Linked DNA regions of Homo sapiens: region 1 is linked to region 2. A link is an interaction called in ENCODE POLR2A ChIA-PET data of the cell type or tissue named here. Cell type or tissue: GM12878. All regions are shown on one strand. Each heading gives the region's core, and the rest is flanking DNA. Links, peaks and the distances in the headings are about the cores only.

Region 1 (7,930 bases), core at 1,729-5,728, 480 kb before region 2:
ATGCGCCACATACCCAGCTAATTTTTGTATTTTTAGTAGAGACAGGGTTTCACCATTTTTGCCAGGCGGGTCTAGAACTCCTGACCTCAGGTGATCCACCTGCCTTGAACTCCCAAAGTGCTGGGATTACAGGCATGAGCCACCATGCCCAGCCAAGAGTAATCTTTTATATTTGTTGAACTGCCAAAGAGAAGTTCATCCTTCAGCTCCTACGTTTGTTTATTTGTTTGTTTTATATCTAATCAATACTTTGTATTAGAAATAGTCTTAAAAATAACTTTGAGTCCTTCAGTGAAACAAGCCCTTGAAAATATCATACAAATAGTAATACAATAGAAAAATCAAAGCAATTTAAAACTTAAGGTATCATCTGGATGCAAGTAAAAAATGTTCAATTCAACATGGATGGAGTTAATAATAAGGAGAGGGAGAAAAATGATTGGCTCACAGAATAAAAAGTTCAGAGAAACCTGAACCAGGGGTTCAAATGGTACCATCTGGACTCGGTTTCTCTCCACCTCTTGGCTCTGCAAATTTCTAGGTTGACTTCATTCCCAGATGTACCCCATCTTTATGGTGACCTTATAGCTCATGCTTAACTCAACCCAGAGCTAGCAATTACTGCAGAAAGGGATAGTCTCTTGCCCATAATTCTGATAAATGTGCAAGAATTGAGCACCATTGTCTTAGACTAGGTTATATGCCCATCCCTGAACCAACCATATGCCAAGGGAATATAATATAGCAGAATCAGGGTTGGAGGGAGGTGCTGCATGCAAGGCTCGTCTAAACCTCATTTACTGAGGGCCGGTTCCCAAAAGTAAAATCAAGGTGTCATTACCAGAACAAAAAGGGAAATGGATGCTACACAAGCTAAATAAATAAATAAATAAATAAAATGCACAAACCACTTCTCAAATGAATTAACTTCCCAACCTGAGCTTGTAAAATATTGATAAGAATTTTTTAAAGGAATTAAGCACAGTAATACAGTGCCACAAATCCAACTCTTGACTAATTGGCAAAGGCAAGAATACATACATAAATGTATTAGAACAGTAGCCCTTCCATTTCAACAACAAAAAAATATGTGGGTCACTCAGATGGAAATTAAAATCTGAATCTAGTCCGAAACAATTGTTAACTCGGTTCTAAAGTTATGAGCATCCAAGTACATACTAATACGCTCCCATGTCAAAGAGGTCCTATTCCTCTTCACTTCAGTTTGCATCCTATTCTGACATTATACCATGTCATGAGGGCCCACTGCTCTTGTATGCAAAGCAGGTTCAGAGTAAATGAGCTAAAAATGTCTTATATACATAATGGCTCTTGTCTCAACTTAGCTGTGAATACTAGATTGCTGCAAACACCAAAATAATAGTGCTGCTAATGAGGAGATTTGTTCATAACTTACTACACTGTCAAATTTAATGTTCAACCATAATGGTTATTATTTATTGATATGTTGTGTGTATACAAAGCAGTGGCTGAGGCCAAAAGCAGACTCTTAAGAGAGTTCAAGCCTAATAGATTATGAAAAATCTCCTAAAGAGAACTATTTTTTTAATTTGGGGGCCCAAAATGTTTGTTGTTTATCATATCTTGATTGAAAAGACAGAGGTCTAGAAATAAAGTCAGAATACTAGGGATCATTCTATAGGAGACTAGAATAAATTTACAAGTGACAACCTCCAGTGCTGGTGAGGATGCAGACAAACAAGCACTTTCATACCTCATCAGCGGAAATGCCTTTGATCCAGCCTTTTAGAAAGGAAGCTCACATATATATTAAAATTTTAAAAGCATTTTAAAGTTTTATAAAATTTTAAAAGTCATATTAAAATTTGACTCAGCAATTTTACTTCTGGGAATCAATCCTGTAAAAATTGAAGTATCAGTACATAAATACATATATAATAAGGAAGTTTATTGCAGTTGTGTTTGTAATGGCAAAAACTTGAAACAACCTACCTGTCTACAAAGGGTGGAAAGTTTGAATAGATAGCAATGGATCCATATGGTGCAGCTTATCATGCAACTATCAAAAGAAAGAGTCTGGCCAGGCTCAGTGGCTCACACCTGTAATCCCAGCACTTTGGGAGGCTGAGACAGGCAGATCACCTGAAGTCAGGAATTTGAGACCAGCCTGGCCAACATGGCAAAACCCCATCTCTACTAAAAATACAAAAATTAGCCAGGCATGGTGGCGTGCCTGTAATCCCAGCTACTTGGGAGGCTGAGGCAAAAGAATCACTTGAACCAGGGAAGTGAAGGTTGCAGTGAGCCAAGATCACACCACGGCACTCCAACCTGGGCAATAGAGTGAGACTCTATCTCAAAAAAAAAAAAAAAAAAAAGAAGTCAGATTTACATATTAACTTCAAGAGATGTCCATGATATAGTATTGAGAAAAGCAAACTGCAGGGAAGAAGAGAGAGAGATATATAAATAGTATGATCACATCTTTGTTTAAAAGAACAGAATAGTAGAGTTTGAATTTGAGCTTTGCAATTTAAGTGATCTTTGAACCTTAATTCTTTTTTTCTTCTTGCTTTTTTTCATTGTTTTGCTGCGTTCAAGGTTTGCCTAGAAGAACCTTAATTCTTCATCTGCAAAATAAAGGCAATCTTTTTGTAAGATGATGATGAAAATGACTTCTGAACTGTAAATAACAACTAAATGTCATATAATATTCTTATAAAATGGTCTTGTGTGAGTCTGAAGTGTAGGCTCCACAATGTCCTCAAAGGGTAGTATCAACTTGCAAAGTTTTATTTGGGTGTATCCATGCCAATATCAGGCACCTCCTCTGGTTTCCAATTGTGTGCAACCAGATTCACAAGGGAGAAGACAAATGGTAAATTATACTTAAGACCACTGCAGATCACTCTTAAAATGCCAAGAAAACAACTGCCCATGTTCCTCCAAGGAGTCACACAATCCATTCAGTACTTTCAGGACTGACAAGATCATGTTTATTTCAGTGGCTGGGTAAGTAGAGCATCATAGAAGATAACAGCTTTGTAGAAATATGGTTGTATATAAAAAGTGTTTTCACCTTTTAAAGTCAATACATTCTCTCTCCACCTTATCCTAATAGATAGTTTTAATCATACAATAAACATAATTTTATATCCCATCTCTGGGCCAGATGGCCTGCATTCCAATCCTGGGCTCTACTTCCAGCTGTGTAACCTTGGAAAATTACTTAACCTCTGTCTCAGTTCCTTCATTTGCAAAATGGGAGTAATAATAATACGTACCATGTACGATTGTGATAATTAAATGAGTTAAAACATGTAAAGAATGTAAAATTGAGATATTAGCTAATAGGTACTAAATAAATGTTAGTTTATTATTAAATGCTATTATCTTAATCTTTCCATTTAACACAAATATATACACTTTTCCCATATTTATTATATAGTCTTCATAGCCAACATTTTATTGGTGCATAATAGTATATAAATAGCATACTCTGTTAAGTGGGTGTGCTATAATTTATTTCAACATTATTCAAGACATGGGAATAATGCTTGCTTCTTATTTTTCAAAATTTTTTATATTTTACATTTATTAATAATATCTTAATGTCTTTGTACAGTGACTTTTTCCATATTCTGGATTATTACTGTAAGCTCGATCCCTAGAAAGAGTTTAGAGGAATAATTGGTATAGAAATCTTTAGGTATTTTGATACATCTTGAAAGTTGGACTTTTGATTATAAAGATTCTATCTTTGCTTATTCCTTTCTGAACCTCTACTCAGAACTTGACACAAGGCTCTTCATCCAGCCATTCAACACCTGCTGATATTTGTTCTCAAGGTACATTTAAGAAAGGTCATTATAAGAAATTACCATATTAAAATTCATCTACAAAATTATTTGAGTTTCATCTTTAAAAGATAGTTTTCTAAGTATATAATCACTTCATATTAGAGCTTTGTTGCTAATAAGGGAAATTTGAACTCCAAAAAAAACCACCAGAAAAACCCACTTACTCAATGATATTTTTAGCACGTAAAATTCCCCCTATGAATCATATGCTCACAAACCATGCACCCCTAAATATTTAGCTCCTTCTGACTCATTCTGAAACATTCTGACAACTTCTCCATTGAAATTTAAAATTTCCCAATACTGTAAGATCCTCCTTTCCTCTAATTAATTAGTTCCCTTTCCCATTGGCAAAATGCAGTAGTGATAATCTCTACACTTACAGACTGTGGAATGGAGCACACAGCTGGAATCTTTCACTGCCCACAAGTCTACATTTTCCCATCTTCCTGGTATGTCTCTCTCACCTAATACTGGATTTTCATTGCCCTCTTTTCCTGCCACTGACAACCACCACCCACAGGTAAAATCTTATCCTTCAAAATCTTGGATGTGTCCTAAAACCCCATTTTCAACTGTATTAATGAGAGTTCTCCAGAGAAACAGAACCAATAGACTATATATATGCATATGTATGTGTGTATAAAATAGAATATATATGTGTATACATATAGAAAAAGAGAGAGAGAGATTTAAAACGAATTGACTTATATGATTATAGAGGCTAAAATGCCCCAAGATTTGCAGTTGGCAATCAGCAAACTAGAGAACCAGGGTAGCCAATGGCATAAGTTCCAGTCAGAAAGCTTGCAAGCTGAAGAACCAAGAAGAACCAATGTTTGAGTCTGAAGGCGGGAAAAGACCAATGTTCCAGCTCAGGCAGTGAGGTGGGAGGCATCCCCCCTTACTCAAGGGAGGTTTAGCCTTTTTGTTCTATTCGGGCCTTCATGTGATTGGATGAGGCCCACCCATATAAGGGAGGAAAATCTGCTTTGCTCAATCTATGGATTCAAATGTGGATCTCATCCAAAGCACCCCAACAGATACACCCAGAAATAATGTTTGACCAAATATCAGGGCACCCCATGGTCCAGTAAAGTTGACCCATAAAATTAACTATCACACCATCTGCAGACTCTGGTTTCTGCGCTCTCTCTGCACCGTTTGCTTAAGAAATCACACCCTCTTCACTAATATCTGCGGATTGATGCAGTCTTTCTCTCCCATAACACTCTGCTTACTTCCTACTCTACTAGCAACACACTTCCGAGTGCTCTGTCTTATGCGGGGGTCACTCCACACAGAAAGCTCCCACCACACATGAGAAAAATTGAATTCATAATGTTTGTTCTCAATGGCCCCTTCTCTTATTGTCAATGATTATAGTACCCAAAAAATAAACATGGAACTCATTCCTCAGGTATTTTTCTATTCTGTTGCTACAAATCACACCAGGTTGCTGGTCTGGCCAGCTTTCAAGTTTCTTTGCCACCAATTATTGAATTAATTAGTTTTCCAGCAAGCTTGCTCTTTGTTCTGTGTAGTACATAAATGGCACTCGGGGTGGAAAGTTTACAGTAAGAAAGCAAGACAAGTGCTCATTTAAGTCACCATGAAAAGCACTTAAAACCCCCACACCTTCCAAGTAGACCCTCACTGACCATTATCTACCTCTCAGGCAGGACCAAGTGAGTGGCTTTAGAGACCTGAAAATTTCACCTCAGCGGCCTTGCATGAACCCAAACTAAATTTGAAATATAAAGTCATTCTTTGAAACCTCACTGGAAATGCTAGCAATATGTCTGGGTGATGCTTCTGGCTGGCAAAATGGCAAGTCATTTATCCTTTCTGCCCTTGTTTCCTCATATGTGAAATGAGGAACACTGACTCACTTCACAGGAAGGCTGCATGCGTTTAATTAGTTAACAACACACATCAAAAATACAAACTGCAGAATACCTTTGCTCAGCCGGAAGCTCAGTAAACCTGCCAGGAGCATTCATTGCTTAGTTGATCTAACCTAGATCTTTCCTTACGTCGTGGCTCTGGTTCTGCTCTGACCCATAAACACGTTTTTGTCTACATGTACAGATTCTTACAGACACATGGATTTTAGATTTCTATTTTAATGTTTTCTTTTTATGACTGCAATTGTTGAGGTTTTATGTTTTCTTTATCAAATGTTCACTAAGATCCCTATTTACTACAGAAAACTTTAGACACCCATGCCAAAAAATTGCATGTCCGACTAGCATATCCTAGCCAAATGAGCCCACATCAAACTCAGCTTTACTTTCCTTACTCCAAAGTACCTTCTGTGACTAGACAAAAGATGATGGAAACTTCATCCTAGAACATCAGACCCTGCCAGGCACATTTCCATCTGTCCTATTGAAGATTGCCAAAAGCATTTTCTGAAGATTTTTTTCTCATAAAATTCATCAATCAAAAATTCTTTCAGGCAGAAGTTATTTAAGGACTAGGAAATGTAGTGATTCCTTCCCTGACTGACCTCTTGGACTGCAGGAGACACACCTAACCACAATGGAAGGAGGAAAACAACTGATGCACCGTCAGGATCTGTTTACTTCCTTTCAGCCACACACTCCCCACTGCCACCAGCACACATACAGACATTCAGCCTAAGTGATCAACAATCATAGCCTTACAAAAAAAGAGGAAATCAGGTGTCTTGAACTCTAAAGGAAGTGGGAAACTTCACAGCTAGAGCCTGGAACCCAGAAGTTAGGAGATAAATCAAATTGATGCCAAGGAGGAAAGGTTGAGGCCAACAGCTTGGGTTTGAATGGATCAATGGCTGGCCAACCAAGTCAAAAAGTAGCCTGACTATGTTGACATTGGAGCAAGGGAAAGTCTTGCTGATAAGCAGTGGCAGGGATAGAAAACATTCATATTAAATGTGTTTGTTCTCTTCTGCAGTGAAGACTAAATAGTTGAAGGGGAAAGCCTTCTTAGATTCCTCTCCTTGAACTAGCACTGTTAATTTGCTAACCTGTGCCAAATTACCAGTCACCTCTCATCAGTCCTCTCTTGTCAGTCCTACTTCTCAACTTTTCCCAAAGATTCTTAGGACCACTAAATCTTCCCACATCCAGTTCTCTTCCTTTTAGGCCCTTATTGCTTCAGGCTCTTCTTTTTTCATTTTTCTCCTAAATAGCCATGGCAGAATTATGCTGGGACATTGTAGTTTCTAGGTGCATTAGTATGTGAATTAGTCTTTATTTAAAGAAACTATGGCATGCCGATCACCATGTTGGGTATATAAGAATGCTTTTAAAAAATGAAGTCATTTCTTCTACCAATAAAATTTTCTTTCTAATTAAAGAGTTCATACCACCACAAATACAATAGCACTGAAAAAATGCATTAACAAAATGAGGTATAGGCAAACAGAAGTCAAGATACTACCAAATAAGCAGAATCCAGAGGTCCTAAAGGAGCACTCTCCAACCACAACCCCAGGAAATGAGGTCAGAGCTAACTGGGGAAAGTGATCACTCCAGCTGCCTTCACTTCTTACTTCCTATTCACTCCTTCACCCTCTGGCATCTGGCTTCCTTTCGCCATATGTTTGCTATCTAGCAGCTGATGGTTCTCAAATTTAGCATGCATGAGAATCACCTAGAGGGCTTGTTCAAACAGATTTCTGAGGCCCACTCCTAGTGCATCCAATTCAGGAGGTCTGAGATGTGGCCCCAAAATTTGCATTTCTGAAAAGTTCCCAGGTGATGATGATGATGTTGCTCTCGTCCTAAATCTTTCCTCCTTGTGAAGCTGCTTAAAATATTGCTTTGGTCAAATCCCTTCAAACTCTAAAATCCACCCTGATTTTTGTGGCCTAAATAATGAATTCCCAAAGCTGACTCAGGTATTAGGGTCTCTGCAATCTGCCCTGACCTTCAGACAGAGGCCAGATGGACACCTGTTGAGTCAGTGGTAGAATAGACTCCCGCACTGAGCAAACTTCCCTTCCAACTCTCCAATTGTATCAGGTATATCCAAGTTTTAGTTTTATGATTTCTCTGATAAAATCATGGCTTCAACCAATCCATCCTACTAATTTTTTG
Region 2 (7,930 bases), core at 1,582-5,581:
TATCTGTTATTATTGTCCTTTTGCCTGGAAGGATATCAACTTATCCTACTTACTCTATCTGGTATTTTAGTTGTTTTAAGTGGTATTCATCCAATAATATCCTGTGAGGATATTAGAGTAGTAAAACCTCTCAATCCTTATTTATCTCCAAATGACCTTATTTCACTGTGATTCTTAGAAGTTATTTTGAGGGGGCATAGAATTTTAGGCTGTGAATGAACTTCTTTTAGTGTGTTGAAGATATTATTTTAGTGTCTTCGGGCTTCTACTATTTCTTTTGAAAACTCATTAGTCTTTCAGTCCTTTGAATGTTTCCCTTTGAGATCTTTTACTTTTCCTTGATTTTCTGCAGTTTCACTATGGTGTGTACAGTGTGTATTCTTTTTTATTTATCCCAGTTGGGATTCATTGGGTTTCTTGACTGTTTGAATTGAGTTTTTTTTTATCAGATATGAAAATTATTTCTCCCAGTATAGCCTCTACCTTCTCTCTTTGCTAGCAATCCAACTTAGATATATTTTACATCTTGTCATGTTATTTTTCATGCCTCTTCCTCTCGAGACTATATTTGGTATAATTTTTTATTTCTCCTTTCCAGTTTTCTAATTCTCTTTTCAGCTATATTGAAGTTGCTGTTTAACTTATTCATTGACTTTTTTGCTTTAATTATCATGCTTTGCATTTTTAGAAATTTTTTTTTGAGTTCATGGTTATTTTTGCATTATTTCTTGAAATATATGAAACAGTTATATTGTATGTATAGTGTGTAGTAATTCTAATACCTCCATCTTCTTAGGATTGATTCTGTCACATATTTTTGTTTGTATGTTTTACATATAATGTCTTATTTTTAAATGAATTTAAATGATTTTTTATATCATGAACTACTCATTTTTTTAACTTTACATGTGAAGAGAATGTTTCTGTTTCTGTTAGATGCCTGAGAACAGTATTAGTACAATACTATTAATGTAGGATCACTTTAAATTGTTAGCTTGAGGTTTTGTGGATCAAATGAGTAGTGAGGATTCAAACTACAGACTTCAATGAAGGCTCTCTTGTGGTTACAAATTCTCAGAGAAGATTTATATTTCCTCTCCCCCGAGTTCCAAACTTCTGTACAGCCAATTTTCCTTGCATTTCCTTAGGGAAAAGGGTTGGGGGTGGGTGGGAAAGTGAGTACTGTGTCATAGTGCTTTAAAAGCATAGTCTCTAGACACAGAGTATCAGAATTTGCATTTTGGATCTAATACAAATTAATACTAATCTAATACTAATTAATACTAATTTACCATGAGCAAATTATTTAACCTTTCTGTGCTTCACTGTCTTGACCTCTAAGGTGAGGATTATAATGGTACCTTTTTTATAATTTTTGTGAAGATTAAACGAGTTGATATCTTTGACACACTGAAAATGCGGTAAGCTCTATAAATGTTTGCTACTGTTATTATGATCAATGTGGTGTGTCTAGTTTATGCTTACACTAAGTAGCCTTTTGTGGTCCCAGCATTATGGATGGTCGGCTATTGGGTTGTCCCACCTTCTGAAGCAAGAAAAAAAGAAAAAAAAAAAAAAGCTAACGCTCAAGTTCAGCTGATTCAGCAAATATTCTCAAGGTGAAAAACGATTTAAGTGCTTGCCGTACCACTTTCAGTACCAGTCTTAACTTAATCTTGTCCTCAGCATTTCTTTTTTTGCTAGCTCCTGGGTACATTTAAGAGTTTTTGTTTGTTTGTTTGTTTTACTCTATCTGGTATTTTAATTGTTTTAAGTGGTACTCATGTTACAGGACATAGAAGTCTATCATACAGCTTGTAAATGCCAAAAGTAAGGCTAAAATCCCAACCGATTATGAACATGTGCTTCAAAAAATAGCTGGACAAAGAACATATGTAGACACTTCCTAAAGAAGAAATGTTGCATGGGCATTACATTTGCAAAGTCACTGGTAATACCAAAACAATACCATTTTCTTATCAAATTAGGGAAAAAAGGATGGAAGGGATGGAGGGAGGGAAACAGAATTTGAAACCCATTATTGAACATTCAAGAATTCAAATGCCTTCGTATCTTTTACTAACAAGAATGCTAATTGCAATAGCTCCTATGCAAAGCAGTTTGGCAATGTATGTCCAAATTGTTAACATACTTATATTTGGCCAGGTGTGGTGACTCATGCCTATAATCTCAGCACTTTGGGAGGCTGAGGTGGGAGGATCACTTGAGGCCAGGAGGTGGAGGCTGCCGTGAGCCATGTTTGCACCGCTGTACCCTAGCCTGGGCAACAGAGTGAGACTCTGTCTCAAAGAGAAAAAAAATTATATTTGTGACATAGATTTCAAATCTAAGAATTTATAAAAATAGATAATGTGCAAAGCTTTAGCAACAATATGGTCATTGCATCACTTTATAGAAAATTAGAATTTTGGAAACATAATTATTTCATCATAAGAGAATGGGTTGATTTGACTATTAAATAGCCATGATATATAGCAATTTTAAAAGATGTCTTTGAAGGATAGGTATGCCATGGAAGAAAGTGCATGATAATTTGTCTACTAGAAAAAGAGATGATTGCAAATGAAAATATACAAATGATCAAAAATTTTTTAAAAGCCACGATTATATATAACCATAATTAAAGAGTTAAAAGTATCCAAGCTCATCAAATTGTGTACATTTAAAATATGCAGTTTTGTGTATATCAGTTATAACTCAATAAAGCTGTAGGTTTTTGTTTAAATGGTTACAAGTAACACCTCTTGGGAAAGTGGCTTGGGATGATTTTCAAAACATTCTCATTTTGCTTATTTGTATTTTCTACAATGATCTGAACATTATTAAAAATAGATAACATACCATTTAATAAATTCCTCAATAAGTTATATGGTTAAAATTATTTTGTATCTATATTTTATAATCTGCCACTTTCTTGGCATGTTCTAAGTACTTTTCCATGTTTCTTCATGGTTTTGGAATTATCCCCCGATGACCACATCATATTCTATTTCTTAAAGTACTAAAGTTAATATATTTTCACCATTGGTGTAAATATTTACTTTGTTGTCATTTACTATGAATAGCATATCAATTAAAATAATTCTGAAGATAATAGTAACAGTTACAATTTACTAAGTGCCTTTTTGTTGCTCCACAAAAGTTATCACATTTAATTCTTGGAATAATTCTATGAGTTAGATATTATTAGCCTCTTATTAAAAATGGTGACACTGAGATTCAAAGATGCAAGTGATTGATTAGAGCTAGTGAGACGTTGAGCCAGAATTCAGTCTAGGTTTGTCTTATTGTTTCTTGATTTGTCTAAATCTTTTCTGGTAGTATTTCTAAAACTGTTTTGTGATTGTTGACAGGAAATGTGGTCAGGAATGAAAGTTAGTTTGCATTAATTCTCTTTTCAGGTTCTTATCTGTATTTCCAAATGTTTAAGACTTGTCTTTTCCTTTAGAGTATTGTTATTAAGACTGATACCTTTCAGATTCTCATCTTGTGCATCAGAGCTCCCCTGTTGAATCTCTAGAAGCTTTTAAGATCTTTTTCCTTAGTGTTGTATTCTTTCTTAATGATACACCTTCTTTTTTCTATTTTCATCCTTTGGCCTGGAAATTAAGTAAACTTCTTCCATTTGGGAATTGTTCCTGTTTGTTTTTTTTTAATATACTTTCTTGTCTTCTCATTTTGTTTGTGGTGTTGTTGCTGCAGGATCGTTTTTTAGCTCTCATCTTATTTGGATGCTGGTCCTCTCAGGCTGGTCCTCTAATTGTCTTACCTTTTTCTTTTTTTTCCTATGGTTGATTTCTCTATTGTTTTAGTTCTACCCTGTAAGAGACTTCTTTAGCTTTGTCTTCTAACCCTCTTTTTATAAATTTATGCTATTTTTATCATTTCTCATGAATCTTTCTTGTTCTCTGAGTTTCATTTCTATAGCTTCTGATTCTTGTTTCCTGGATACAACAGTTTCTTATTTCTATGAGGTTTTTATTTTAAAATTTTTTTGAAGTTTCTTCTGTTCTCCAAATTTAATCGGGGGATATTTTGGCTTCTGTTTTCAATTAGTTCATTATTTTTTAATGTAAGGACATGCTCAAAAACTGAGGAGACATGTCCAAAGGACACAGAAGCTAGTTTAAAGGGGATTCCCTCTGGAATATACTTACTAATTAAAAAGGAAAAGGTACCTTTAAAATAGAGAAATCTGGCAGATATTGTCTTAGCCAGAAGACTAAATTTCACAGCACCAATAAAGCACAGCCTGATATCCTGTGCCTTCAACTGTGGTAAACTCCAGAAGGAAAAGATGCCACTTTTGTTTCTGCCAATAATGTTTAGCCTAAGTCTAACCACGGGGAATTTACCAGACACATTCAAACTGAGGAACAGTCTGCAAAACTACTGACCTGCACTCTTCCAAAATGTTAGTGATGTGAAAAACCAAACAAGATTGTAGAATTGCTGTAGGTGAAAGGAGAATGAGAGTGAATTATCCTAAATTGAAAGGAAAAAAAAGCAAAAACAACAAAAGGTTGTCTAGGACACTTTGCAGGCAAATGGAAAAATGCAAATATAGATTATAGATTATATCACATTAAACATAAATGTTAAATGTCCTGAATTTATCATTATATTATCACTATTATATGTGAGAATATCATTGTTCTTAGGAGATATCTACTGAAGTATATATTTTCACAGTGTGTGCAACTAATTATCAAATGGTTCAGCAAAAATTATAGTATATATACAGATACACAGAGGTCCCACTTTGTCTGTGGGGGTAAGTTCCAAGGTCCCAGTGGATGCCTGAAACCACTGATAGTTCCAAACCCTATATATACTATGTTTTTTTCTATATGTACATACCTATAAGTTTAATTTATAAATTAGAGACACAGATTAACACAAATAATTAACAGTAAAATAGAACAATTATAACAATATGCTGTTATAAAAGTTATATGAATGTGGTCTATCTCTCTCAAAATATTTTATTGAACCATACTCACCTATTTTTGGGCTGCAGTTGACTGCAGGAAACTGAAACCATGGAAAAGGAGCAACAACTGTACATATACACAAACACATACCCAGAAATAAGGGAAGGCAAATGTGACTAGAGCCTAGAAATTGCTTAAACGAGATGAAAAGTAAATGTTCTGTGGGAATACTGTTATTGGAACTTTTCTTAGGTTTGAAATTTTTCAAAGAATTTATAGTTCTCCTAGCCTATATAAGAAATTATGTGAATATGTGTTTGTGTACGCACACATGCATTTTTGAGAACATTTAGGGTATTTACTAATATCCTATTTCCCAAGGAATCTCCTCAGCATATGTACATTTTATTAGTAGTTCTGCTCTGTCATAAATATCCTAAACTAAAATGTTCTGTTCTTCTCTATAAAATTATACCATTTATAAGGTTTCTTGAAATGTTTTCCTAAAATGGCCTAACAAACCTTTGTACCAAATACTTTATACTTGGTGCAAAACGAACGTCTTTATGAATTTTTAACACTTTGCAAAGTAACATAAGCATGAGGAATTATCACATGAGCCTCTTTGCAGTTCATGGTTTACAGTACTTAATACAAATAGTCTTAGGTGCTATTTCTTCTCCCAACAAATTTAGTTTTAAATGCTTATTGTTGAATCATTATTTCATTTGTTACCCAATTATACTTACATTTTATTTAAATCTAATTCCCACCATATTCTGTTAATGGCTTGTCCATCTCATTTGGTCTACTATGGTGCTGAAATTGGAAAAAAAAAAATTCAATCTGGACTCAGAAATCCCAGGAGTCCTGTTCTGGCACTTACTACTTCTAAAACTCAGGCACCTGTTTGATCATCTAAAAATCTCATTGGCCAGGCATGGTGGCTCATGCCCGTAATCCCAGTACTTTGAAAAGCTGAAGAAGGAGGATTGCGTGAAGCCAGGGGTTTGAGTTTGAGTTCGAGACCAACTTGGGCAACAAAGTAAGACCCTGTCTCTTAAATAAATAAATCAATGAATAAATAAATATCTCATTAGACCAGTTACACAGATAGCAATCACCAGTATTACTTCTACTTTAGCGTACAGTGAGTCAGCCATGCCCCTCATTATTATGTGGCTTCTACAGCTATTCACTGACAAGCTATGGCTAAAAGCTTGCTGCTTTTATCACACAAACTCCTAATACTTGAGGTGCAGTTGGGGTTATAAATAGGTGGTATGACCTGCAGTTTCTTCTTACCCTTTGTAATAATTCATTCTATGATCTAGTGATCAATGCTTCCTTTTTGTTCATAAAGTTAAACTTTTGTGTAACATTAGGTGCATTGTGTTTCATCTCCTGGGAATATTACCTTGTCAAAAACTTTTTTTTTAACAGTACTTACTCTCTAACTTATACTATTGATATTTTTGGCATTTACTGTTAACAGATTCCAATCTTGCTCACTAAAATGTTGTTGACATCCCCAGTTTTGTTGGAGGACTAGAAGATAGAGGAGCTTAAAATAACATGTGTAGAGAAATGATTTCATTGCTTCTTCTGTTCCAGAGGAATGTGAGTAGTCTCAATATACCTTAGTCTGTTATAAACAGCTAATTTTCAGTATGAAAGCAGTTGTTAGGAAAAGTTAATCAGTAGGACAGAATGCTGAAACTGGAAAATGATGTGCCCATCACTTTGCCTTTCAACTCCATTTTTTTTCCTCTTTGTAAATAATCTGAATTATGTCTACTAAGTGGTTAACATAACACACAAGTTTGATTCTTTTATATTTTTAAACTAATTTTCTGTTACAAAGTAATATCTTTTTTAGAAAACATAGAAGAAAAAGAGGAAATAAAAATCACATGCAGAGATAATCATTTTAGCCCTCATTCTTCCAGATTTTTGAGGGATTTTTATTTTTTTAATTAGTTTATGTTATATTGTTACCTGATTCTTTTCATCAACAGTATATTGTGAACATCTTTCTAGGTCATTTAATTTTCTTTTGCACTGTTATTGGCTGTATAATATTGTATATTTGGCTGTATAATATTGTGTAGTTTTTCCATGATTATTTAAACAGCTTCCCATTATTGGTTCAAATATTTTATATACTAGTGCTCTGATTACATTGATGAAATAAATCTTTGGACACAATTTCTTTTGAATAAAAAATACAGTTGCTAGGTAAAGAGTATTCCCATGGCCAGGCATGGTGGCTCACACCTGTAATCCCAGCACTTTTGGGAGGCCAAGGCAGGCGGGATCACAAGGTCAGGAGTTGGAGACCAGCCTGGCCAACGTGGTGAAAGTCCGTCTCTACTAAAAATACAGAAATTAGCCAGGTGTGGTGGTGTGCGCCTGTAATCTCCGCTTCTCGGGAGGCTGAGGCAGGAGAATCACTTGATCCTGGGAGGCAGAGGTTGCAGTGAGCTGAGATTGCACCATTGCACTCCAGCCTGGGCAATAGAGTGAGAGTCCATCTCAAAAAAAAACCAGAGTATTCCAATTTTAAAATTTTTCATCCATATTGCTGAACTACTTTCTCTTAAGGACTCTATACCAAAATGGTTTAATTTAATTGTTAGAGAAAACCAGTAAGGGGTGTGGCTGGTTTAAATACTGTCTGAGAATTCCACATAACCTCTCAGCATGCTGAAAAATTGTTGGTTAAAGGTCTGGACGTGAGAATAAGTTACTTACTGTGTGCTGTCATTAGAAATAACATATTAGGAATTACCAGTATAAACTGAAAGGAATACTTATGTAACAGCACAGGATATTTTACCAATATATAAAAGCTATGAGCTATAAGATAGGTTTGATTAATGTAGTTTCCCCTTCTTTTTTCTTAAATTGGAAATGTCTTTATTGCTGATTCTAATAACGAAAATAATGTGTACATTGAAAAAAAAAGTCTACTA

The links. Peaks named below come from ENCODE experiments on the same cell type or tissue, not always from the same donor. Only the 100,000 strongest peaks of a DNase experiment are listed, where the experiment ranks them.
Region 1: POLR2A ChIA-PET joins it to region 2 with 5 read pairs; 1 of 35 experiments calls an interaction of 5 or more read pairs at or near these places.

What each region holds. Positions count from the first base shown.
Region 1 is chr2:147,625,033-147,632,962 of GRCh38, forward strand. No RefSeq gene overlaps it. Among named protein-coding and RNA genes, the nearest start is that of ACVR2A, 220 kb to the right of the region's middle. In GM12878, for the core only: no CTCF peak of the experiment used is centred there; a DNase peak (open chromatin) is centred at 4,087; H3K27ac peaks cover 1,643 bases.
Region 2 is chr2:148,106,978-148,114,907 of GRCh38, forward strand. The region is part of intron 1 of MBD5 (methyl-CpG binding domain protein 5); the gene reads left to right. Among named protein-coding and RNA genes, the nearest start is that of MBD5, 90 kb to the left of the region's middle. In GM12878, for the core only: no CTCF peak of the experiment used is centred there; a DNase peak (open chromatin) is centred at 3,394.